Linked DNA regions of Homo sapiens: all the other regions are linked to region 2. Evidence: read pairs that join two places in POLR2A ChIA-PET (ENCODE). Cell type or tissue: CD4-positive, alpha-beta T cell. All regions are shown on one strand. Region 1 overlaps TERT (telomerase reverse transcriptase). Region 2 overlaps CLPTM1L (CLPTM1 like). Region 3 has its middle 6.6 kb from the start of LINC01511.

Region 1 (8,000 bases), 61 kb before region 2:
GAGCAGCGGCCTCTGCTCCTGGGAGTCCCCGCCCTGTTCTGTCCAACCTCCCACTGAGGTCGTCCGCCCACGGCGCCCGGGGCCGCTCCCTTCCAGTTTGCAGGGCAAAGGCGCCCCCAGGCCGGCTGCCAAGAGCCCCTCCTTCCTCACAGCTCCTATACGGGGGCTCCAGGCACCAGAGTGCATTTACGACACAGTCTGTGGACTTGGGCCCACCATAAACACATTAGGCTCGGTCACTCAGACATTCTCTGAAGCAGCAGCAATAAATGACGCCATATCCAGTGGCCATAAGCCCCCACCCCGACACCAGGCACGTCCGGGCTGCACTCAAACCAGAAGCCCTGTCCAAGGTGCACTCAGTAGGACCCGGCCATACCATAAGGCCCCACCAGGGACCTGCTGGAAGGCTCTGGAGCCACTCACGCAGGGCCCTCGGTTTCGTGTGGCCCAAGCCAACTTCTGAGGAGGGGCTGTTTCTTCACCCCAAGACTGCGTCCCTCTGAGCCGCCCCTCCTGTTCTCTGCAATCCTTCCAGTTCCTTCTGCCTGAGGAAGGACGTATGTCCAGCTCCACTGCGAGCCTGGCACCCGCCCTGGGAGGTAAGTCTGGATGAGACTAGGAGATAAGAGGATAAGAGATGAGACTGGGAGATGGTAAGAGGATGACAGATGAGACTGGGAGATAAGAGGAAGACAGATGAGACTGGGAGATGATAAGAGGATGAGAGATGAGACTGGGAGATGATAAGAGGATGAGAGAGCATCACCAGCCCCACCCTGAAGCCTCCTGTGTCCACACCCTCCACTGCCCCACCCTACCCACCCTTCAGAGATCAGAATCCTGGTCTACTCTTAAGAGAATGGCCAGAGGCGGAATGTGACTTTCAACCTGAGTTGGGGCGTTCAGGAGGAGGAATCCTGGATTTTATACAGGATGGTGTCATGCCCCTGCCCCCCACCTCCATGAAAGCTGATGGCCCAGAGGATGTGCACCAGGGAAGCACATCCGGATCCACGGCTGCAGGTGGGAGGCAGGGGAGGAGGGGGCCCAGCCAGGCTTCCCCATCTTCCCCGCCACCCAGACCAGCCCCCCCCATCACCCCTGCCACCCCAGCTGGGGCCCCCATCATCCCTGCCACCCTGGCCAGGCCCTCCATCATCCCCGCCGCCCAAGCTGGGCCCCCAGCATCCCTGCTGCCCTTCGGGCCTGGACTTACTGTTATGTCTTCCAGGGTGGGGGCTCCCACTGTCTATCCCCTACCCTCCTTCCCCTCCTGCCTCACAGCATCAGAAACCTCCCAGGCCCAGCCAGGCCATGGGCCCGCACTGACCACAACCCCATTCACTCATAGACTTCCGTAAATGCACAGCCAGGCCATGGGCCCGCACTGACCACCACCCCGTTCACTCACAGGCTTCTGTAATTGCATACAGTGGTGTCTATGCAGTGCACATTAGGATTCAAACATGAGATTTTTTTCAAAACTGAAAAACTCATATATTCAGTATTTTACTCCCACAGCACCTCCCCCCAATTTGACCCACAGGGACCCCCATCCAGGTGCAGGGTCCTCGCCTGTGTACAGGGCACACCTTTGGTCACTCCAAATTCCCAGAGCTCCCAGGGTCCTTCTCAGGGTCTCCACCTGGATGGTGGGGGTGGAAGGCAAAGGAGGGCAGGGCGAGGGGTGAACAATGGCGAATCTGGGGATGGACTATTCCTATGTGGGGAGTGGAAGCCGGGCTCCTGGTGAGGAAAAGCTGGCCCTGGGGTGGAGCCGAGCGCCAGCCTGTGGGGAAGTGAAGACGGCAGGTGTGCTGGACACTCAGCCCTTGGCTGGACACTCGCTCAGGCCTCAGCCGGACACTCAGCCTTCAGCCGGACATGCAGGCCTCGGCCAAACACTCACTCAGGCCTCAGACTCCCAGCGGTGCGGGCCTGGGTGTGGGCCGCCCCTCCCTCCCTGGGACGTAGAGCCCGGCGTGACAGGGCTGCTGGTGTCTGCTCTCGGCCTGGCTGTGGGCGGGTGGCCATCAGTCCAGGATGGTCTTGAAGTCTGAGGGCAGTGCCGGGTTGGCTGCGGCCTCCAGGGCAGTCAGCGTCGTCCCCGGGAGCTTCCGACTCAGCTGCGTCTGGGCTGCGGGGCCAAAATCAGACTCCGTTCCAGAAGAGGCCAGAGGTGGCATCCTCCAACCCTCCTAGGACGTGTGGGTGGCCGGGCAGGCAGGGCCTGCACCTCGTGGCCCTGGCTGGTGGGAACCTCAGTGAAGGGACAGACACCCCTCCACCGGGGCGAGCAGACAGGCAGCCCAGTGACGCTGGAGCGGCGGGGCGGGGAGAGAACTTGCTCAGGACCCCAGGAGCTCAGGGCAGCAGCCAGGGAAGAGGCTGTGAGAGGACACAGGTCAGGGGTCAGAAGGCTCCCAAGCGTGGGGAGCCATCGCCCCTGAGATGGGAAGCAGGGGTTCAAGAAGTTGTGGACCCTGCCAGGCTCCGTGGCCTGGGGACACCAGCGTTTAATCACATAGGGCTGCCAGCGTGGCTCCAGGCCCCCAGGGTCAGGCCCGGGGGCGTCTGCACTTCAGCAGCATCTGAGGCTGCTCGCCCCACACAGGGCGTTCAAGGATGACCCCTGGGCAGGTGGGGCCCGCACTGGCCTCCACCCACACTTGCCTGTCCTGAGTGACCCCAGGAGTGGCACGTAGGTGACACGGTGTCGAGTCAGCTTGAGCAGGAATGCTTGGTGGCACAGCCACTGCACGGCCTCGGAGGGCAGAGGGCCGGCGGCGCCCTTGGCCCCCAGCGACATCCCTGGGGGAAAACAGAGGCTGAGGAGTCACAGGCCCAGCCCAGCTCCCCTCCCAGGAGACACCGGAAAGCTGCCCACACCCGACGGTCTGCGGGGTGGCTCCATCTCTGGCTGTCCCGACCCAAGCACCGCAGGAGTCACGACAGAAATGTTTTCTTCGGCTTCTCCAGGTGAAATTTCCACAACACAGAAAGAACAGAAAGTAGAAGCTGTTAAGCTCAGGACCGCAGGTTCGACATGGCTTGAATTTCAGACGGATCAGAAACCTCCCTGATGCTGGACAAAGTGTCCAGGGGCAGAGGACGGTGACTGGGAAGCAGAGGACGGCGCGGGGCTCTGTCGTGGTGATACGCGGCCTCTGCTCCTGAGAGGGGTGGGGTAGCCTGGGCCTGGCCTCCTCCTAAGCCCTTGGCCTGGGTTTGCACAAGGGCCCTAAGTGCCATGGACGGGAGACAGCCCAATCCCACCACAGGGCAAACAGGAGAGGCCAGGCCCCCCAAATCCCACCATGGGGCAAACAGGAGAGACCAGGCCCCCCAGCGCTTCCCCAGGCAGAGCAAGGTGGGAAGGATGGCAGCTCCCAGACAGCTCCTGTCCCTTCCATCAGGTGCTCTGCTCACCCCACGAGAGGGCGGGCAGACGAGCCTGACAGTGGTTGGGTTAAACCACTTCCTGATGCGAAAAGGGGTAAGAACTTCCTAAGCCCAGATTCACTCAGTCTCCTGACACACTAACACCAGCAGGCAGGCACTGCTGCCACTGAGGCCAGGCACCTGCACATACCTGCGTTCTTGGCTTTCAGGATGGAGTAGCAGAGGGAGGCCGTGTCAGAGATGACGCGCAGGAAAAATGTGGGGTTCTTCCAAACTTGCTGATGAAATGGGAGCTGCAGCACACATGCGTGAAACCTGAGAGGATGGCGGACAGCGTCAGAGGAAAGGCCTCCTAATCAGACGGTGCTCGTGGGTGTGGGCATGGGCCCACCGGTGCCTGTGTGCGTGCATGAATGCACATGCATGGGTTTCCTCATGGGCACAGGTGCACACACACGGATGCATGCATGCATGTCTGTGTGTGTGCTTGTGTGTGCGAGTAGCTGCGTGTCTGTGTGTGCACAGGTACACTGCGTTTCTGTGCACCATCTGTATGAACACGCATGTGGAGGCTGAAGCAGCTCCATCCTGGATGCCAGCCCCCCATGCTGGCTTCTGATTAGCCCCTGTTCCGGGAAGGCCTCTAAGGTTTCCAGTTTATCCATTGTTCCTTGTGTACCAGCAGGTACTTATCATGAATCCTGCCCTTCGTCAGACAACCTTGATGTCATCGTATATCAACGTCCTGCGCATCCCTTCTGAGCCACCCGCCCCTGTGGTGCATAAACCCTGGGTCTGGGGTGATGGTGTGAGGACCCATCATCTCATCTCACTGACACCGAGACACCGACTTGGCTTCTGTGTGTAGGTTAAGTTCCTACTAAATGTTTCTTTCCAAGAAACTGCATTTGTCAGTCTTCTTTGTTGTTGTTGAGATGGGCTCTCACTCTGTCACCCAGGCTGCAGTACAGTGGTGCAATCTCAGCTCACTGCAGCTTCCACCTCCTGGGCTCAAGTGATCCTCCCACTTCAGCCTCCCAAGTATTGGAACTACAGGCGCACACCACCATGCTCAGCTAATTTTTGTTTTTATTTTTCATAGAGATGGGGTTCTACTATGTTGCTCAGGCTGGTCTTAAACTCCTGGGCTCAAGGGATCCTCTCGCCTCGGCCTCCCAAAGTGCTGGGACTACAGGTGTGAGCCACCGCGCCAGCCCTGTCAGCCTCCATCTTTGGCCTCTCAGCTTCCTGGGACTTTGGGGCAGGTGTGCACAGACCTGGCTACCATGAAACAGCACATGTGCACATGTGCTCATATGTGCGTGTGATCAGAGCCCCCGTGTACCTGGTCTGACCCTCTGCCTGAGCCCCCCGTGTACCTCATCTCACCCAGTGCCTGAGCCCCCCATGTACCTGGCCTCACCCACTGCCTGAGCCCCCCGTGTACCTCATCTCACCCACTGCCTGAGCCCCCCATGTACCTGGTCTCACTGACTTCCTGAGCCACTTCTGGAATGACCTGAGATCACACCAGTCAAGCCAGCACCCCGGTTTCAGCCTCTCAGTAACTCTGCTGAGGTGGGATGTCTTTTCCCCATTTAGCAACAACGGAAGCCAGGCCCAGAATGTTTTTAAACAAATAAATAAGCCTAAGGTCCCGGGGTTGCCACACGGCCACGCTCCTGACCCAGGAGGGAAACACCTAGCATGGGTGAGGGGCTCTCTTCCAAAGGGAGAAATAGCCACCTGCTAGAGGTCGGGGCGTCCACCCCAAGCCCGTGTGGAGGCGCGGCCAGCACGGGCCAGGAAGGCCGAGCCCCAGCGGATTTGAATCAGACCCCGCCCCCAGCGCCACGTGGACCACCACAGCCTCGCCCACTGCAGCCTGGCTGCCGTGAAATCGGGGCCCAGCTCTCCGTTCTCCCACTCCTGCCTCGAGGGAAGGGGATTCCTGGGCCTTCCACGTGCCTGACTCTGTGTTTGGAAACGGCCCGTGGCCCATCGCATCTCGGCCTCCTCAGGGCTACCCAATCAAGCGACTACCCAAGGGTCCCCACATGGGTGGGGAAACTCAGCCGCCCTGCCCTGAGCCCAGGCCCTCTACGGGAGCTCCTCGGAGCTAGAGACCCTGGTGGGGAAATGAGGACAAGACTGAGCTGAATATGGGAGGAGCAGGTGGCAGGTCACATGGCCCTGGGAGTTTCCCAGGAGTTTTCACCTGGGAAAACTCCTCTGACCTCATCATGGCCCAAGGAGGCCCCAAGCACGCCAGCTGGACCCTGGGGTCAACCACAGTGTCAGACACCTCCAGTCCTCAGTGGCACCTGTATCCAGCACACCCCAAGGGTTTCCGGAAAGGAGTCAAGCAGCTTGCACGAGGGCCCAGGCACGCGTCAGGGAGATGCAAACGAGGGAAGATTTGAGGCAGAGAGAGAAGGCAGAGAGGAGGGCGGTCTGAGCCGGACGCACCCTGGAACTGAGACAGCCTGGTCCCAAGCCTCTGGAGCTGGTGCAAAGGCGGTAACATGCAGCTGTGGCTCTGCCCTCCCTGCCAGAGCATGAAGGCGCAAGCACTCGGGTTAAAAACCATTTTCATGGTACGACCTTGTAATGGAAAACTCTCCCGTGAGCCCTTGCTGGGTTTCCACGATAGACGACGACCTCATTTCACATCAAGTGTGCACGGTAATTCGCGCAGCCTCGGCCCTGGGTAACACAAATGCTCACACTCCTTCTCAGCCCTCATGGGGCGAGGGCTTCGGCCTCCTGGCATTCAGCTCCCAGTGGCTCGGGAGGCCTGTTGAGGTGGAGGCCCGGGCCTGTGGTGCCCGACTGCCCTTTGGTACAGCCCCGAGGCTTGTGCCACCACCTGCCCTGACTCCAGGCAGAAGCTGGCCCTGTGGCCTCCACAGATTGGCCCTTCCCTCTGTGATAAAGTTGTCGATTCTTGGCAGGGGCACCCCCTGACCAGCCAGGACAGGGAACGTTCCAGGAGCACAGCCATGCCCAGAGCACAGGTGCTGGCCGGGCTGTGTGGGGAGCCACAGCTCTGCTGCACCTTCCCGGGGGTGGGGCCAGCGACCCTCACCTGCACCCACCTCGGCCCTCTTTGCTGAGACCCCAAATCCTCCGGGCATCTGATCTCCCATCTACTGTTCAGACACCTTCCCAGCCTCCTCTGCTAAGACTCCCCATAAACATCTCTTTACCCCATGCCCCTGCTGCCCTGGGATGGCCTCCATGACGTCCCACGGCCAGTGCACAGGCACAGTGGGGACACCTGGGGCCACACCGGCTCCTACCACTACCCAGAGATGGAGAACAGGTGCTTTGCACAGAGCCACGCGAACAGAACTGTGCACAGGCAGCAGCACCACTGAAAACGTAAGACATTCCTTGCCCCTAAAACCCAGGAGTTCCAAGGTGAAGCCCCGGGTCAGAGGTGAGCAGAGCGCGGAGGGTCCCTGGAGGCTGGGCCTGCACCCCTTGGTGGCGGCTCACCTGTACGCCTGCAGCAGGAGGATCTTGTAGATGTTGGTGCACACCGTCTGGAGGCTGTTCACCTAGAGTCGCCAAGAAAGAGTGAGAAACGGTAGAAACCTCTCTGGGATTTTAAGTTTTTACTTTTTGCTTTATCATCCATTCAGATGGAACAAGAAAGAGGAACATTTTGACAAGAAACTATCCCTCTTCCCAGTGAAATCCGGCCTGGCCCTCACCCGGCAGCTGCGAACCACCCTGGGCGAGTCAAGACTCTGTGTCATCTGCCTGCCCCCGAGGCTCGGCCAAGACAGGAAGGAACCAGGAGAGGGAGTGGACGCAAATGCCCACAGAGAGGGGAGGTGGACGCAGATGCCCACAGAGAGGGGGAGTGGACGCGGATGCCCACAGGAGAGAGGGAGTGGAGTGGATGTAAATGCCCACAGGAGAGGGGGAGTGGACACAGACGCCCACAGGAGAGAGGGAATGGAGTGGATGTAAATGCCCACAGGAGAGGGGGAGTGGACACGGACGCCCACAGGAGAGAGGGAGTGGATGCAGATGCCCACAGGAGAGGGAGTGGACGCGGATGCCCACAGGAGAGGGGGAGTGGAGTGGATGCAGATGCACACAGGAGAGGGAGTGGACGTGGATGCCCACAGGAGATGGAGTGGATGCAGATGCCCACAGGAGAGGGAGTGGACGCGGATGCCCACAGGAGAGGGAGTGGACGCAGATGCCCACAGGAGAGGGAGTGGACATGGACGCCCACAGGAGAGAGGGAGCAGACGCAGATGCCCACAGGAGAGGGAGTGGATGCGGACGCCCACAGGAGGGGGGAGTGGACACGGACGCCCACAGGAGAGAGGGAGCGGACGCAGATGCCCACAGGAGAGGGAGTGGACGCGGACGCCCACAGGAGGGGGGAGTGGACACGGACGCCCACAGGAGAGAGGGAGCAGACGCAGATGCCCACAGGAGAGGGAGTGGACGCAGATGCCCACAGGAGAGGGAGTGGACATGGATGCCCACAGGAGAGGGGGAGTGGACACGGATGCCCACAGGAGAGAGGGAGTGGACGCAGATGCCCACAGGAGAGGGGGAGTGGACACGGA
Region 2 (8,000 bases):
GCTGGGCATGGTGGCTCAGGCCTGTAATCCCAGCAATTTGGGGAGCTGAGGTGGACAGATCAATTGAGGTCAGGAGTTCAAGACCACCCTGGCCAATATGGTGAAACCGCCTCTACTAAAAATACAAAAATTAGCCAGGTGTGCCTGTAGTCCCAGCTACTCAGGAGGCTGAGGTGGGAGGATCGCCTGTGCCCAGGGAGGTTGAGACTGCAGTGAGCTGAGATTGCACCACTGCACTCCAGCCTGGACAACAGAGTTAGACCTTGTCTTGAAAAAAAAAAAAAAGACAGTTGTCATTTTAGGTCAAACGGACAAATTCTTTAAACAAAATATAATAAAACATCAAGGGGAAATAGAAAATCTGCATGGTATTATTATCACAGAAGTTACAAAAATTAAAACAGTAGTGAAAAAAATATCCCACAAAGGAAACCGCAGACTTAGGCGGTTTCATCAGTTGCATCCACAAATGCCTTAGGGGATGATTTTAGACAACAGACAGGAGGAAATGGTCTCAGCCTCACCGTCCGTGGCCACGGCAGCTTCAGTGAGCCAGCCCTGCACAATCAGCTCTGCAAGGTGTGATTGGAGGGAACAGGAAACAGAAAACACAAAGAGAAGCCACCCAGAGGGTTGGTGAGGATACAAAGGGTTTTCAACGCCGCTAGTCAGCAGGGAAATGCACATTTAAACCGCGAAAAGGCTCCACTACACACCCACCAGAGTGGCTAAAATTAGACAGCAGCATTGTGTGCTGGAGAAGGGGTGATGCCATGGGGCTCACATGCCACAGTGCACAGCCAGAGTGGCACAGACCCCTTAGAACACGGGTGACATGTACTGGAGCTCAGCACACATGCACCACAACAGCCATGTCCCCCCTGGGTCTGTGCCCAAAGGCAGGCACAGCCACGTGCATGATTTGATCCGTAACGGCCCCGGTTCGTGCCATGGAATGCCACATGGAAGAAAGTCACAATGAGCACCGCTTGCGACAACACAGATGGACGCCAGACAGAGCCCAGCCCGAGAACCTGGGTACCAGAGCTCCCAGCATGACTGTTCATGTGTGGGACTTGGACCCGGTGACCCATGGGCTGGGTTCACCCGCCTGGTTTCCACTGAGAGGGCCCCGTGGGGCCGGGGTCTGTCTGTAGCCTGACTCGGGTGCTTGGTGCTGGAGTCTGGAAGCATGCAGGGCTTGTTGAGCTGCACGGGGTGCATCTGCCATGACACTGTGTGGAAATTGTATAGCAACAAGTTTTTTAAAAGTGCCTGCCGGCCTGGTGCAGCAACTCATGCCTGTAATCCCAGCACGTTGGGAGGCCAAGGCGGGCAGATCACGTGAGGTCAGGAGTTCAATACCAGCCTGGCAACATAGTGAAACCCCATCTCTACTAAAAATACAAAAATGAGCCGGGCGTGGTGGCAGATGTCTGTAACCCCAGCTACTCGAGAGGCTGAGGCAGGAGAATCGCTTGAACCCGGGTGGCAGAGGTTGCAGTGCCAGCCTGGGTGACAGAACGAGACTCCGTCTCAAAAAAAAAAAAAAAAAAAAAGTGTCTGCCTCTCAGTGCACCAGCTGAGTCCAGCCAGCAGGACAGAAGCCACTGGGACATCACACTGAAGGTTCAACAAGGGAAATGGCAGGATGAGGGGGAGGTGGGCATGTCCCCCCAGACATCCCGGTTCAGCCCCAGAACCGCGGATGTGATCCCACGTGCCAGAGTGGACTCGGTGGCCACCATCACACTTGGATCTTGGATGGGAGATGATGCTGGGTAATCGTCTGGGACTGATGTAACCACAGAGGGTCGGGGTGAGAATCAGGGATATGACCACGGAGGCAAAGGTTAGGGTGAGGCGAAGAAGGCCACAAGCCCGGGAATGCAAGGAGCACAGCTCTCGAGGTGGAGAGCACGAGGAACGGAGCACCTGGAGCCCCTGGAGGGCAGGGCCTGCCCACACCCCAGTGGCCGCGCAGGGAGGTCTGGTCTGGACTCCTGGCCTCCAGAACCATCAGAGAACAAATATGCTGCTTGAAGCATGAAAGCTGTGGGGATGGTGGCCGTGGCTGGGGGACACTCAGGCGGTGGCTTTTCTGGGACCAGTGTCTCTGCAGAGGCTGCTGCTCTGAAAGCATGGTGGGCCACAGGGCGCCACACCCCCTTGGGTCCTGTGCCTGCTTCAGGAAAGGGGTAAGCAGTGTGGTATACGCCAAGACCTCCTCCTGGTTTCCCTCCTCCGCATGGATCACTCCTCGAACACAGCCCCTGCTTCGTCAGGGTTCCGTAGCCTCACCTATCGCAGGCTGCACCCCATCCTTCCTCCAGACCCCTGGCCTGTGGGGCTTACCGGGGCCGAGGCCAACAGACTGATCTCGTTGCCAAAGACCCAACAGCCACCAAACTGGCTTCAACAGGGCTATGTGTGGCAGGTACTTCACAGGGGGACGTGTTCTCATTTTCCTTGGCTTTCTAATAAACTCTGGTCTAAAGAAAATCTCTTCTATAAAATGAGTGGCCAGTGCCAAGGGGTAGAGACAGAAGCTCCTTCTGGACACTGGCTGCTCCAGTAGAGCCCATCCTGCCCAGGTACGGAGCCCACCAGCTGCGATCAGGACACTGCAGTTCCACCGTGGGGGACCCCGGGCCCTCACCTTGTCAGTCCTCTGTTTCAGCTTCGAGGGCTTTGACACAGTCTAAAATCCACAGGTACTTAGCGCATTTCTAAGTCCCACCTCATGATCAATCATAAGACAGGGCTTTGATGGTATGCAGAAATATCAATGAAATCCAAGAGGAAAACAGAACTAAACTCATCGGGATGAATGACAGATAAACCCTTTAAGCATGTTTCAAGTCGCCCAGGTGGAGCCTCTGTTGGTCAGTGAAGCTTCAGGGTTCCCATGAGATGGATCTGCATGAGGCTCAGTCCTCTCTTGAAACACTGCCCATTTGCAGGAGCGCCGGCCCACAGGGCAGAAGTCAGACTGTCAGAGCAAGTGCCGGTCCTGAAGCTGGAAGGACTTTCAAGGCTCATTCCCCAAACTCATTTTTTTTTAAACCTCTGCTCATCTTAAAGAAAGGAGAGGCAGGCGCCCCAGAAACCTCTCAGGAGTAACTGACACACGTGACTTGCGGTGTCTTCAAAGGAACACTCTGCAACTTGCTACTGTTTAAACAGAGCAAGACTAACAGTCACCAGCAGCTGGTTCACGCATTAAGGCCCTTTGCAGGTGAAAGAAAACGGCACTGGAGGGCCGACTGCAGAAGCAGACGCAGTGCACGGTGGACATCTGCCCCTTTTGGGGGCCTGCCACGGTGCTTCCTGAAAACTCAGGTTAAGCTGACTCTGCTGTCAGGCTGATGAGGCGCCTGCACCCACCTTTGCTCAGCACGCCAGCCCAAATGGAAGAGCAGGTGCTATGACAAAAATCAGTTCTTGTAGCAACTATTTTTGATACTGAAACTGAAAAGCGAGAGCAGCAAAGCTATCCACGGAGCTCCTGACAGTTAGGCCCGGCTTTGGCTGCTGATGCAGGGGCCGAATGACGCTATTTCTGCAGCAGCCGGCCGCAGGCGCTGACCCACCGCGGGATGTGCCCCAGGAGGCAGAAGAAACGCTGGGAACCGCACCTAACCTTGCCAGCATCCCCCAGGCAAAGCCAGGCACTTTGAGTTCATCGGTGGAGTTGGGCGATACTCCTTTCCCGTTTGTGTGCTTAGCTGCTGCCAACAGGATGTGCTGGGTGAAGCCTTACAGAACACAGCCAGTTGTGTTTTATAAAGCAAGGCTCCCCTCCCCCAAAGACAAATAAAACCACAGGTGTGGAAGGGACACCCTCCACCGCACCCCGCCCTAGTAATCTGACACCGCAGGCAAAGGCACGGCCTGTGTGGGTAAGATCCATTGTAAACGTTTAAAACTTCCTGTTCCCTGATGCCTCAACTTCCCCGCAGACCGACGCACCTGTGATGGGCAGGGCCGTGTGACCTCGTGACCTTCACATACACCAATGAAGACCCTCACGCCTTCTGCTGTCTTTCCCCCACTGCTGACTTGCCTGCGGGCCCCCACTATCTGCCCTGCCTCTGGAGCCGCCTCCCGTGTGCCCCCCCAGGCCCCTTAAGGTGCTGTGCGTCCCATCTGGAACCGGCAGTTCACCCGCTCTCCCAGCCACCCTTCCAGACCCCACTTACAACACACGACTAAGTAACACAGTACAGGCCGTGTATTCGTATTTGTTTTCCTGTGCCAACTCATCTGGTATCTTCGTATTTTAATGAATAAAACTGAAAGATGACAACTTGAAGCCCCAGTGCATTCCTCTCAAATCGAGTGAAGTTTACAACACCTTAATTATAAAAGATTTATCTGATCCAGAAGAAAGCAGAGTGTACAGAAACTTCACTGTCATCTGCGAATGGACTGAGAGCATCTGGATTTGGTTCTCAGCCTGAATGAGCATCCTGGAATGGTGTGTCTCGTCCATTTACGTGGAGACACATGGAACAGGCCTGCAGGCTTGGGGCTCTGAGCAGGGCTCCCAAAGCCCCTCAGCTGCAAGGAAGCCAGGCCCATGAGAGGGGAGCCTGTTCCAGAAACACAAGAGGATGAAAGCTGTTATTGGCAAAGGAGACTTAGAGCAAGGAAATGACCAGGAATAAAAAAAGATTATATATTTAGAGGCCAGGTGTGGTGGCTCATGCCTGTACTCCCAGCACTTCAAAAGGCCAAGGCGGGTGATCACTTGAGATCAGGAGTTCGAGACCAGCCTGGACAACATGGCAAAACCACATCTCTACTAAAAATATTAATACAAAAAAGCTGGATGTGGTGGTGCACACTTGTAGTCGCAGCTACTCAGGAGGCTGAGGCAAGAAGATTGTGTGAACATGGGAGGTGGAGGCTGCTGTGAGCTGAGAACAACAAACCCCACAAAAACTAACTTCAACAAACATTAAACTTCACTACACACCGAGTCCAGCAGTTCTCCACCCATCTTTCTATTCCATTTCTCTCTCTCTGCCTCAACCTAGGGCAAGATAAGCTTGACCTGATGGGTCATGGCTCTGTACAATAGTTTAGTCTTAAACAACTAAGATGCTACGTATCTAAGAACACTCATGACTCAAAGGCTTGCAAAGGGCTCTTTAAATTTGCTCTTTTAATGCATAAATAAATCCATATCATGTATTACTTTCTGGAAAAGGGTTAAACTCAAATATCCGAAATACTTTCATTATACCAGGTCAAGAAAAATGCCACAGCCAGAAAAATTTATTTTAAAATAGAAACATACATTAAGCTTTAAAACAACCAACTCTCAAACAAAAGAGGAAAGAGCCTTTGATCCCAGAGTCCATGCGGAATGAATTCCATACGTGTTTGAAATTCACATAAGGAGCACTTAGAAAACCACCTGAAATGGAAATCCAACAGCCCCCTTGCCTGTGAGGGCTCCCACCCCTGCCCGCGTGAGGACATGGCCGAACCCCGGACACTCGTGTGCCGGGAGCCACCACAGCTCAAGGTGACCGGCAGCACCCAGCTCTGTGACCAAGACAGATGTTCACACGTGGGGGCATCGTAAGCGCTACCAGCTCCAAATCTGACGTGATGGGAACTTGGGAGATGTCTGAGAAATGTCCGAAGGGATTTTGGCAACACAGAAAACGCAATGTCTAGGAATTCCTCCAAATGCTTCCAAAAATACTCATTGACAATTCAAGTTGCACTTGGCTGGCGGCAGCCCGGGCGGCCTTCAGTCCGTGTGGGGCGCCCGCGTGGCCTTCTCCTCGTAGGACTCCCCAAACTCGTTCACTCTGCGTTTATCCACAGGATAAAGCCTGCAATGACACAAATGAGCACATCAGCAAACCCCACTGCAGGGGCTATTTTTCTAAGAGGAGGACTTGGCATCCTCGATTTATTTTCCAGTGAGCTGCCACAGTGAGCAAATTAACTAAAAAGTCGAATCCTCAGAAGTTTTACTGCCGAGGGCTGAGGAGGGATTTCTGAGTTGTGTTTTGTTCTGCATGGCCAGGCCAGCGTGCTGCTCTCAAGGAAAGGGAAGCTTGGCCGAAGGGACGACCCGGAGGCTGCACGGGCTGCCATGGCTGAAGGGGGGACCCGGAGGCTGCACGGGCTGCCTTCTGGGAACGGTGGCATCACGGAGACTCGAGTGATCAGAACAGGAACCGCTGTGTTCAGGGACCACGTCTCATCAGCTGTGAACACTTGGCAGGACACTGCCGCCGCCTTTGATCCTGAGCGCCCCGGAGGCCTTGCCAACATCACCCCTACGTATGGATGAGGAAGCTGTGGCATAAGGGGCAGCTCTACACGGCCGCGAACAGAAGTACAGGGTTTCAGCTTAAAAACAGACCTGCTGCCCACCAAGGGCCCTGTGATCCTGGCCAAACACCGTTTGCAGGTCTGGAGCCATTAACACAGAGCCTGAGTACAGCACAGTTTCAGGCACGCCCCGGGCCACCTGCGAGGACTTGGGAGCCACTTGAAGGGCTCACAGTTGAGACAACCACACCAGGCGCAGCAGCGTCCGGGGCTCCGTGGCTTGGACAACCTCAGGCTCTGCAGGGGGCAGGCGGCCAGCTGGGGGATCTGAGAATGGTGAACGGGGGACAGGAACCAAGCCCCGTGTGAGTGTGAGTGTTGCTTATGGTGAAATAGCCCTTCCCGCTGACACAAGCTGGAGCTCCCGTGCAGGGGCTGCACGAGACAGCAACAGGGTGGGGGGGGGCAGCCGGCGGCCAGGCCTGGAGAGCTGGGCAAGGGCGGCCATGAGCCACTGTGTGGATGTGCCAACTGCACCCGAACAAAGAGTTAAACCAGGCAGAACCATGCCAGCCTCATGCTGGCTGGGACAGAGGCTCTGAACACCTGGCGAGGTTGAGTGTGGAGACAGGGCGGGGACGGGAGCACTGCGCTCCCCAAGGGCCGGCACCCCGGACCTAGGCAGGACCCGCCAGGACGGCCTGGGGGAAGAGGATCCCTCTCCTGCACTAGTAGGATGGCCCCAGGCCCTGAGGGAAGGGCACAGGGAAGTGTCACAGCCGTGGTGTGTGAGGTGGCCTCCTGGTCGGGGGAGGGAGATGGGAAAAGGGACCTTGAGGGCCAGAGAAAGGACACAGCCAGGAGGCTCTGAGACACTTGGCAGCAGGTCTTGGGGGTGACACACACTCCTTCGACCCCTGGACAAGGCCCTGGGGCCGGCACTGGAGGTGAGGGCAGTGCTTGCAGTGGTCCAGATGCAACCCTCCCGAGGGGAGCCCCAGATCCCTGGCTCCTACCCTGGCACAGCAGAGCTGGAGGGAGGTTTTGCTGACTGAGAGGGCAGATGTCAGCCCTGGAGGGAAGCGGGAGGCCCAGGGTGGGGCCTGAGCCTCTGCATTTGGAAAATTCCGAGGCCCGGGGTGGGGCCTGAACCTCTGCCTTTAGAAAATTCCACAAAGCCTTTTCCTCAGCCGTCAGCCTTCAACCTGAAGGCCAAGCTGAGAGGTCCACGCAATGCAGTCTTCAGAGGCCCTGGTGGCTGGTTTAAGGGGTGCGGCCAATGCTGAGGTGAGTGAGCTCCCCAGTGACATTGTGCCCTGCAGGTCCACACTGCTGGCTGGACACTTCGAGGCTAGCGCCAAGTATGGATTAGCCATGCTACGGTCTCTGTTCTGCTCAATAGCAATGACTGTGAATAGGTAAATAAATCGCTTAAGGAGAGACATTTGCTTTCAGTGGCTCATCAATAATTCACATAGAAACGAGCATTTCTAAAGCACAGTGAGGAGACAGAGCTGGAACAGTTTCTTGCCAGGACATATCATGGGCAACTGGAACCCAAGTTTAGGCAAGACAGGAAAAACCACCACCTGCAAATTATCTTTTCCCTCAAATGGATAAACAGGCGCAGGGTGCGGTGAAAGCCGTCATTCCGTTCAGCAGCAGCCACGCCGCTGAGACGGAGCAACGGCCGAGCATAC
Region 3 (8,000 bases), 70 kb after region 2:
ATGTCATAGTGAGTCTTGGCTGGGCGCAGTGGCTCACCTGTAATCCCAGCACTTTGGGAGGCTGAGGCGGGCAGATCACTTGAGGTCAGGAGTTTGAGACCAGCCGGGCCAACATGGTGAAACCCTCTCTCTATTAAAAATACAAAGCTACTCGGGAGGCTGAGGCAGAAGAATTGCTTGAACCTGGGAGGTGGAGGTTGCGGTGAGCCAAGATGGCGCCACTGCACTCCAGCTTGGGCAACAGAGTGAGACTCCATCTCAAAAACAAAAAAGAAAAACAAATAAAAATACAAAAATTAGCTGGGTGTGGTGGCGGGCGCCTGTAATCCCAGCTACTCGGGAGGCTGAGGCAGGAGAATCGCTTGATCCCAGGAGGTTGTAGTGAGCCAAGATGGCGACATTGCACTGTAGCCTGGGCGATGGGGTGAGACTCTGTCTCAAAACAAACAAATAAACACACACAGAAAACAGTGAATGTTTTTATTACAAATAATAAATGTTTGCTTTTACATACCACACCTCATTTCCCCAGGGGTTCCTGAGCACCCCCCCCCAACCCCCTGCTCACCCTCCTTCATTCTCTCCACAGTGTTTGAGGCATATTTTGTGCCAGGCCCCTCCCAGGGCTGCTAACAAGAAAATACAAAATAAAAATGGCAGAGAAGCGAGTGCCTCCCGCGTATGGCAATGCCAGCCATGAGCCAAACGGCTGAACAGAGTCCACATCTCCCTCCGGGTTTCCGGGGTCCCCTGCTCAGGCCTCACCAGTGCAGCGCGGACGTCAGACCGCTACCGTCTCACTCAAGGCTCCCGTGGGCCAGGGTCCACCTGGGTTCTGCTCCTTGGGATATTGGCAGGATCCCGGGCCCTGCTGCTGTGGACTCGGGACTTCACTTCCTTGCTGGTCAGAGGCTGCGTGAGCTTCCAGAGGCCACCTGCTGTTCGTGTCACCTGGGGCTCCCCGGCCCAGCCATGTGCTTCCTCAAAGCCACAGGGGAGGGCCAGGTTCCAAAGAAATGGGCATTGCAATCCTGTGTAACACAATCACATTCCTCCACTCCACTTTGCTGTGTTCTGTGGGTTAGAATATGGTTATCGCCGGGACACCAAACAAGGGTGTCACCAACAGGAGGTGGGGGGCCTTGGGAGTATGGCTACCACACAGGAGGAAACGACAGCTCCACTCCATCACTGAACCTGAGCTCAGCAGTGGCTTTGAGTGTCCTGGCAGCCACGCAGGAAAGGGACTCTGCTCAGAACACACATGCAGAAGCAGGACACACTCCTGCTCTCAAGCCCAGCGCTGAGCCCATCAGCGCTGAGCCCATCAGCGCTGAGCCCATCAGGGGCAGGTGTCCTGGGCCTCCGGTCTCAAGGGCATCATTTCTGTGCAGGCAACAGTCACTGGGCTGTCCTTTCACGCCCTTTGGACACACAGACAACACAAGTGGTTCCCAGAAGCCCTCTGTGTCCTGTCAGGTGGTGACAGGTGGGGGTGGCTGTCCTGTGTCCTCTCAAGTGGTGACAGGTGGGGGTGGCTGTCCCCTCTGTCCTCCGTGGTGGTGACAGGTGGGGGTGACTGTCCTGTATCCTGTCAGGTGGTGGCAGCTGCAGGTGGCTGTCCTCTGCATCATGACCCCACCTGTGTCATGGCAGGGCCAGGCTCATCTCCAGAAACCTCAGGTCAGTGATCCCTACGGATGCCTTTTTACATCATGTCAGAATCTGGAAAGTCTGTTTTATTTCATTATCTGAAATACTTTTAAGAGTGGTAACGGTAGCATTAGACTGATAGTTACATGGATCTGGGACATCTGTGGCACTGGTGCATAAACATCTGAGCCATTTCCATCATTTAACTTGTCCAATCCTTTCAACAGCCTTCTGTGCTGGGCGCGATGACTGCTCTCTGCACAGATGAGTAAACTGAGGCACAGGTGCCTGGACCCTTGCCAAAAAGTGAGGGAGCCAGAGATTCTAACCCAGGGCCCAGCCCTGAGTCTCACCCCTGCCCTCTCCCATCTGCCTGTCCCTCCACAACCCCGATGCCCGACCCTGGGTGGAGAAAGTACAGGGAGGGTCTGCAGCTGCCCAGCTGCAGTGTCCAGTGTCCTGGCGACAGGACCCGGAGCAAACCAGGCCTCGGCATGGGCACGGGATGAACTCAGGGCACCGGTGGGGTGTTGGCCGTTTCTGGGTAACAGACCTACAGGTGATGTCTTTTCCTCTTCTTTCTAAGCTTTAAAAATTACCATTGTGATTAATAGAACTTTTTAGAATTTTAGATACAGTTTCTCTGTGTGAACAAGGCTTAAAGGATATGAGAATGTTTCTGTAGCTTACAGGTCATAATACTATCTTTGAATACACAAATTGAAAAGCCACTTAAATATTAACCTTTGATTCTGAACCAGGATGAGCTTAACGATGGGGACCTGCAGGGCGTGGCCGGCTGGAGCCCATGGCCAGCAGCCATGGCTGAGGGCATACTTCAAAACGGTCATTTCTGTCCCACTAATACTGTGTAAATATGTATGCCATCCAATTTTTAACCAAATAAAATGTTCTGTCTGACGGGTCCCTTCATCTATATGACAAACAGTTTTAAGTAAAGAGGATCTCAGCTTGCAGAATAAGTAAAATTGTTTAAATTCTAGATAAATGTGTTCAGTGCTTGATGGGCTAATGCTGGCTGGATTTGTGAAGGTCAGTCATATACATGAAAATTCTTCTGCATTCACCTTAGAAGAGCGATATTTTTAGGCGAACAGAGCTTGCGATATTTTCTTTCCGTGCCACCTGCCCGCTTGGTGTCTGGCCCTGCGTCCTCAGAGGACCATGGTGGGCTGGTGTTCTTGGAGAGGAGGCCTCTCCAGGGCCACCAAGAGGGGGCTGTGGCCCAGGCTGAGCTCTTCTAGTGGCATGAGGGACACGCTTTATTCATGTGAGCGTTGTGAGGTGGGAAGGGAGGCCAGCCAGGGGAAGGGTAGAAGAATGCCTGTTGCTTGGGTCGGAGGCTCGATGGACTTTCACTGCTGGACATAGTGTGAACATGGGAGACGCAGGTTCAGCGATCACGTTTCACTTTCCCATTCCCCGGACCTCAAACTCAGGCCTGTGTAACTAAAGGTTCTGTGCTGCCAGGCTGGGCGTTTCCCCCAGGGAAGGCACGAGAGAGCGAATGCAGGGCCGGCCGCGGGGCCTGGGGACTGTGCCGCTCAGCACCACCCACAGGGCGTTCCTTGGGGCGTGGCCTGGGCCGGGGCGGTAGGATCCCTTGGACAGGGCCGTGTCTGGCTCACAGGAAGCTGCCCTCATGGAACGGGGTGCAGTGGGGTGTTCGTGGTCCTGCTGCCGTTGGCTGGGCGCAGCCATCCCTGCCGGCTCCCCCGCGCCTGTGCCCCGGGCCCTACTGCACCTGCACGGGCGGGGCTCTGGGGCCGGCGCGGGGAGTGAGGCCGCCGGTCTCCTCTGCTGTGGTCGGTGTGGGGGCCGGCGGGGCGCAGAGCTGCTCACCCGGCTGACTCCCCCTTCTGCCCTGCTGGCCTCTGAGCCGGTTCTCTGGGGCCTCTGTGAGCGCCTTGTGCCCCCCACACCCGCCGTGAGTACCGTGTCTCTCTGCTCAGCCAGGTGGGCGCCTCTGCTGCTGCTGTTGCCACCGAGTGACTGACTGACGCAGCGACGCAGCCACCGACACCCAAACACTGGAGCGTTTTACCCAAATGTAAAAGTCTAAACTTCCGGCTTCTCGAACAAAAGAAAACAAAGGAAAACGTCAGACGCCCCGTTGACGCCGGGCGCGCGTGGCCGCGGCCGAGCCGCTCTTCAAAGCCGGCAGCGTCTGGTCTGGCCTGGCTCCGCCAGCTGCCCGCAGGTCCTGTCCTCGTGGCTTTCTGCCCTGTCCTCCCTGGCCGGCTGCACTGGCTTCTGTGACGCTCGCTCCTTGCTGCGCAAGTGCAGGTGCAGCACCTTAAAGGCTGAGTGCGTCCCACACAGCGGGGCTGGAGCTCGGCACCTTCAGTCCACCCCAAACACCGCCCTCCCGCTGTGCACGGCCACTGCTGCCCCTCCTGCACCCCGACACATGGGGAGCTGGTCTGAGCCTGCCCCACCTGCTCTCCTGTGATCTCCCCTCTGCCACCCCCATCTCGCGCTCCATACCCCTTCCTCAGACCTCCTTGCCTGGGGCTGCTCTCCCCAACTCAGCAGAGCAGGGCTGGCCAGTACTAAGGACAGGGGCGACCACTGGTCCCCAGAAATCCTGAATCCAGGAAACCCCTCAGTCCGGGGCAGACCGGGATGGCCGACCACCCTGACTAGGGGAGGGCCGTCAGAAGTCTTTGACCCTGATCTAAGTTCTCTCTGCTTTGCTGAGTCTCTTTCTGTCTCTCTCCTCCTCTCCCTGTCTGAATGTCTGCCTGCCTCTCTCCCACACACATCTGAGACACAGGTCTCACAGAACCGCCCTTGCCCTTCTGTCTGTCTGTCTGCCTGCCTCTCTCTCACACACACACCTGAGACACAGGTCTCACAGAACCGCCCTTGGCCCTCTCTGCCAGGAGGGTGGTTCTCGGAGGTTCCCATCCTCTGTGGGGATGCTGACAGCTGTGGGTCATGGCTGGTGCCGCGGTTCTCACTCTTGGCTGCAGAGAGCAGCTGGGGGCTGCAGGTCAGGCCACACCTAGCTCCCCATGGCCCTGGTTCACTTAAGTGACAGGCTGGGGTGAGGGGAGGAGGAGGCCAGGGTGTGACCGTCGGTTCCATTTCTGCTTTCCCCCAGCTCCCCAAGTCAGGCACCGGCACAGTGGCAGTTGGTTTGTGGGACACCCATCTGTCAGTAGGGCATGAGTATCCTTGGCTCTGTCCTGCTGAATCATGGGTCCTGGCTGTGGCGCCAGGGCCAGCTGTGTTTGTGATCTGGTGCATCCTCAGGAGAAGGAGAGCAGGCGAGGCGCCAGGGAATGTAGGATTTGCTGATGAATTGTGTTTCAAAAAAGGTGGCTTTTTTTCTGTTGTCAGACTTCAGGAAACAGGTAGAGGCTGTGACCTTTGGGCCAGTCAAATGAATCTACAGAGATTAAAGGAGGATTGTGGAGTGAAAACCAAAAAAAGCCAAACATAGAGGAATCCGTTTACCCTTTCAGCCACGTATTTCGCTGTTGCCGAACCTTTATTAAAATGCTTCTCTCAAAGGAAAAATTGTATAGTTTTTTCAGGCTTCAAAAACCCAGGCCATGTGTCTAAAGGTCACTTGACGAACAGCACAAATCCCATGGTAAAGGGCAGGGTGCGGAGGGGTGAGCCTCCCATCCAGCACCAAAGCGGGCTCTGAGGGCTTATCCCTCCCAGGGAGTCCAGCACCAAAGCGGGCTCTGCGGGCTCATCCCTCCCAGGGAGCTTGGGTTCTGCACAAACAGTGTCAGAAGAAAAGACTTCTTCAGACATTTTGAAATTAACATTTCATTTGTATTAAACAGCCCAACCCTCCTTGGAGAGCAAGTACTAAATACAGCATCCACACAGTCAGCCCTGTAGGGGAATTTGAGATTGGACCAGAATGGCAGACTTGTACATGTCATCCAGGACCTTCCACCCATCCATCTGCACATCTATCTATCCCTCCACCTACCCATCCACTCATCCATTCCTCCATCCATCTATCCATCCACCCATGCTTCCATGCATCCATCCATCCACACATCCATCTGTCCATCCACCCAAGCATCCATCCATCCATGCATCCATCTATCCATCCATTCATCCGTTCATCCATCTATCTATCCATCCCTCCAACCGTCCATAACCTACCCACACATCCATTCACCCATCTACCCATCCATCCATCCATCCATTCATCCATCCACAAATCCACTTGTCCATCCATCCATCCATCCATAACCTACTCACTCCCCACATCAACCCATCCACCCACACACCACCTATTCATTCATCCATCCATCACATACCCACCCACCCGTCTATCCATCCATCCATCATCAACCCATCCACTCACCTACCCATTCATCTATCCACCCATCCATGCATCTATTCATCCAGCCATCATCTGCCTGCCCATCCATCTAACTATCCATATATCCATCCACCCAACCGTAATCAACCATCCATCCACCCAGCCATCTACACACCCCCTTTCCCTCTCACCCTCCCTCCCTATCTCCCTTTCTTCTTTCTTTTGTCCATCAATACATCCATTCATTTACTCATCCATCTATCCAACTATCCACTCATCCATTTATTCATCCAACCATCCACCACTCATCCATTAACCCACCTGTGCATTCATCAATCTATTTATCCCTTTCTCTCTCTCTCACCCTTTTCTCTCTCTCCTTTCATCCATCCCTCCCTTCTTCTGTCCATCCATCCAGCCTTCCATCTATCCATTCATCCCTTATCTATCCACCCATTTATCCATCCACCCGCCCCTTCACCCACCCATTCATTCATCCATCTGTAAACATATTAAATGCCACTGCCTTCCATGTACCAGGCCTGTTCAAAACACTGGCAGAAGCGAGTGAGACTAACTCAGTTCCTGCTGGGACAAGAGACAATGGGCCATCTGCCTTCAACAGAACACCTGCTAGGGAAGACCTGGGGAGAATGGGGGTTTCAAGGAACACTGGCCAAGGGCCAGAACCCAGAAGCTGGAGTGGGAACAGACTTTCAGTGGTGATGTCTATGGGAAGCTGACATGGCATAGGAGCTAGTGGGTTAAGGTTGGAAAGTTCATGGTGAGAACAGAAAGAAGGTAGTTCCAGATGAGGGAACAAGAGGAAGTACAGGATGGGAAGGAGAGTGAAGCCTGGGAAGGCATCCCAAGGGCCGGGAATGTCTCAGGTACCCAAAGGCCCAGGCAGGATGGACCTGCTTTCTCTAATGCCCTGGGGACGCCCACCACAAACGGGGCACTTGAAACAACAGAAGTTTATGGTCTCACCGCTCTGGAGGCCAGAAGTTTGAAGTCACAGTGTTGCCAGGGTTGGTTCCTGCTGGAGGCTCTGGGGCAGCATCTGTTCCATGTGTGTGTCTCCAGCCCCTGGTGATGGCTGGCAGCCCTCTGTGAGTCTTGGTTTGCAGGTGCATCTCTTGATGTCTGCCTCCGTAGTCACACAGAGGTCCTGTCCTGGTCTCTGTTTCACTGTGTCTCTTTTCCCCTTCCCAGGACACCAGTGGTGTTGGATTCAGGGTCTCAGTGTCTCTCCTCTCCTCTTATAGAGTCCCTGTCATATTGGATTTAGGGCCCACCCTACTCAGGTATGACCTCGTCTTATCTAATCGCATCTGCAACAACCTTATTTTCACATAAGGAGTCAGGACTTCAGCCTTCTCAGGGGATACAGTTCGACCTTTCCCACCGCCCCACCAGCCAGTGCCGCAGCTCACGGGCCCTTCCTGCCGTGAGCGTCCACTCAGTGCTGGCCTTTCTGCTGCTCCCAGTCTCGGCTTTTATGGCCACTGCACACGCCTCTCCATGTGTCTCTGTCAGGCACACAGAGAGAACTGTGGGGCTTGTGATTGTCTCCCTTAGGCTGGAATCCTGCAGACTCTTGAGTGGAGATTGTTGTGCTCCTGAATCACTGGGACTCACAGGAGAAAACCAGGAGAGAGCGGGAAACAGGCCAAGGGAAGGGAGAGGCCGGAGCAGACATGGTTTCAGGTGGGGTCCAGTGGTCCTAACGGGGACTCTGGACATATATCAGACTGCAGGTCAGGATGGGGGCTTTGACCTCAAGGTGGTCAGGGTCTGGCCCTGGGCCACCCTGGCACAGGCTTCAATCCCAGGGGCCCCTGGACGAGGGCCCAGCTGCCCAAGGCAGGCCCTGGGGGCTCCAGGTGTGAGCTGTTAGGGCGGCAACTGCAGCGGGGGTGGTGGCCACCCCCAAGGGTAAGGGGCATCCTATGTGACAATGGGGAGGGTAGGAGCAGCAGTAAGGCTGCAGGCAGGTTCAGCCCTTGTCGTTTTCCTGCCATGGAGT

The links. ChIA-PET counts read pairs that join two places held together with the same protein. Peaks named below come from ENCODE experiments on the same cell type or tissue, not always from the same donor. Only the 100,000 strongest peaks of a DNase experiment are listed, where the experiment ranks them.
Region 1: POLR2A ChIA-PET joins it to region 2 with 13 read pairs; 7 of 35 experiments call an interaction of 5 or more read pairs at or near these places.
Region 3: POLR2A ChIA-PET joins it to region 2 with 29 read pairs; 8 of 35 experiments call an interaction of 5 or more read pairs at or near these places.

Annotation. Positions count from the first base shown.
Region 1 is chr5:1,251,692-1,259,691 of GRCh38, forward strand. TERT (telomerase reverse transcriptase) reads right to left here. Exons shown (of 16, transcript NM_198253.3): 13 at 6,907-6,968; 14 at 3,596-3,720; 15 at 2,677-2,814; 16 at 1,476-2,140. The coding sequence ends at 2,037. Among named protein-coding and RNA genes, the nearest start is that of SLC6A18, 30 kb to the left of the region's middle. RefSeq lists a promoter at 637-1,295. In CD4-positive, alpha-beta T cell, a CTCF peak has its summit at 3,468 (motif pointing right); a DNase peak (open chromatin) is centred at 3,480; H3K4me3 peaks cover 817 bases.
Region 2 is chr5:1,312,602-1,320,601 of GRCh38, forward strand. It overlaps CLPTM1L (CLPTM1 like), which reads right to left. Exons shown (of 17, transcript NM_030782.5): 17 at 5,151-5,852. The coding sequence ends at 5,768. Among named protein-coding and RNA genes, the nearest start is that of MIR4457, 7.2 kb to the left of the region's middle. RefSeq lists enhancers at 427-496, 3,315-3,704, 3,995-4,144, 7,348-7,492 and a cis regulatory region at 7,420. In CD4-positive, alpha-beta T cell, no CTCF peak of the experiment used is centred here; DNase peaks (open chromatin) are centred at 580, 3,150 and 3,830; H3K4me3 peaks cover 2,463 bases; H3K27ac peaks cover 2,245 bases.
Region 3 is chr5:1,382,694-1,390,693 of GRCh38, forward strand. No RefSeq gene overlaps it. Among named protein-coding and RNA genes, the nearest start is that of LINC01511, 6.6 kb to the left of the region's middle. RefSeq lists enhancers at 3,081-3,375, 3,432-4,000. In CD4-positive, alpha-beta T cell, no CTCF peak of the experiment used is centred here; DNase peaks (open chromatin) are centred at 3,248, 3,718 and 4,488; H3K4me3 peaks cover 1,760 bases; H3K27ac peaks cover 2,061 bases.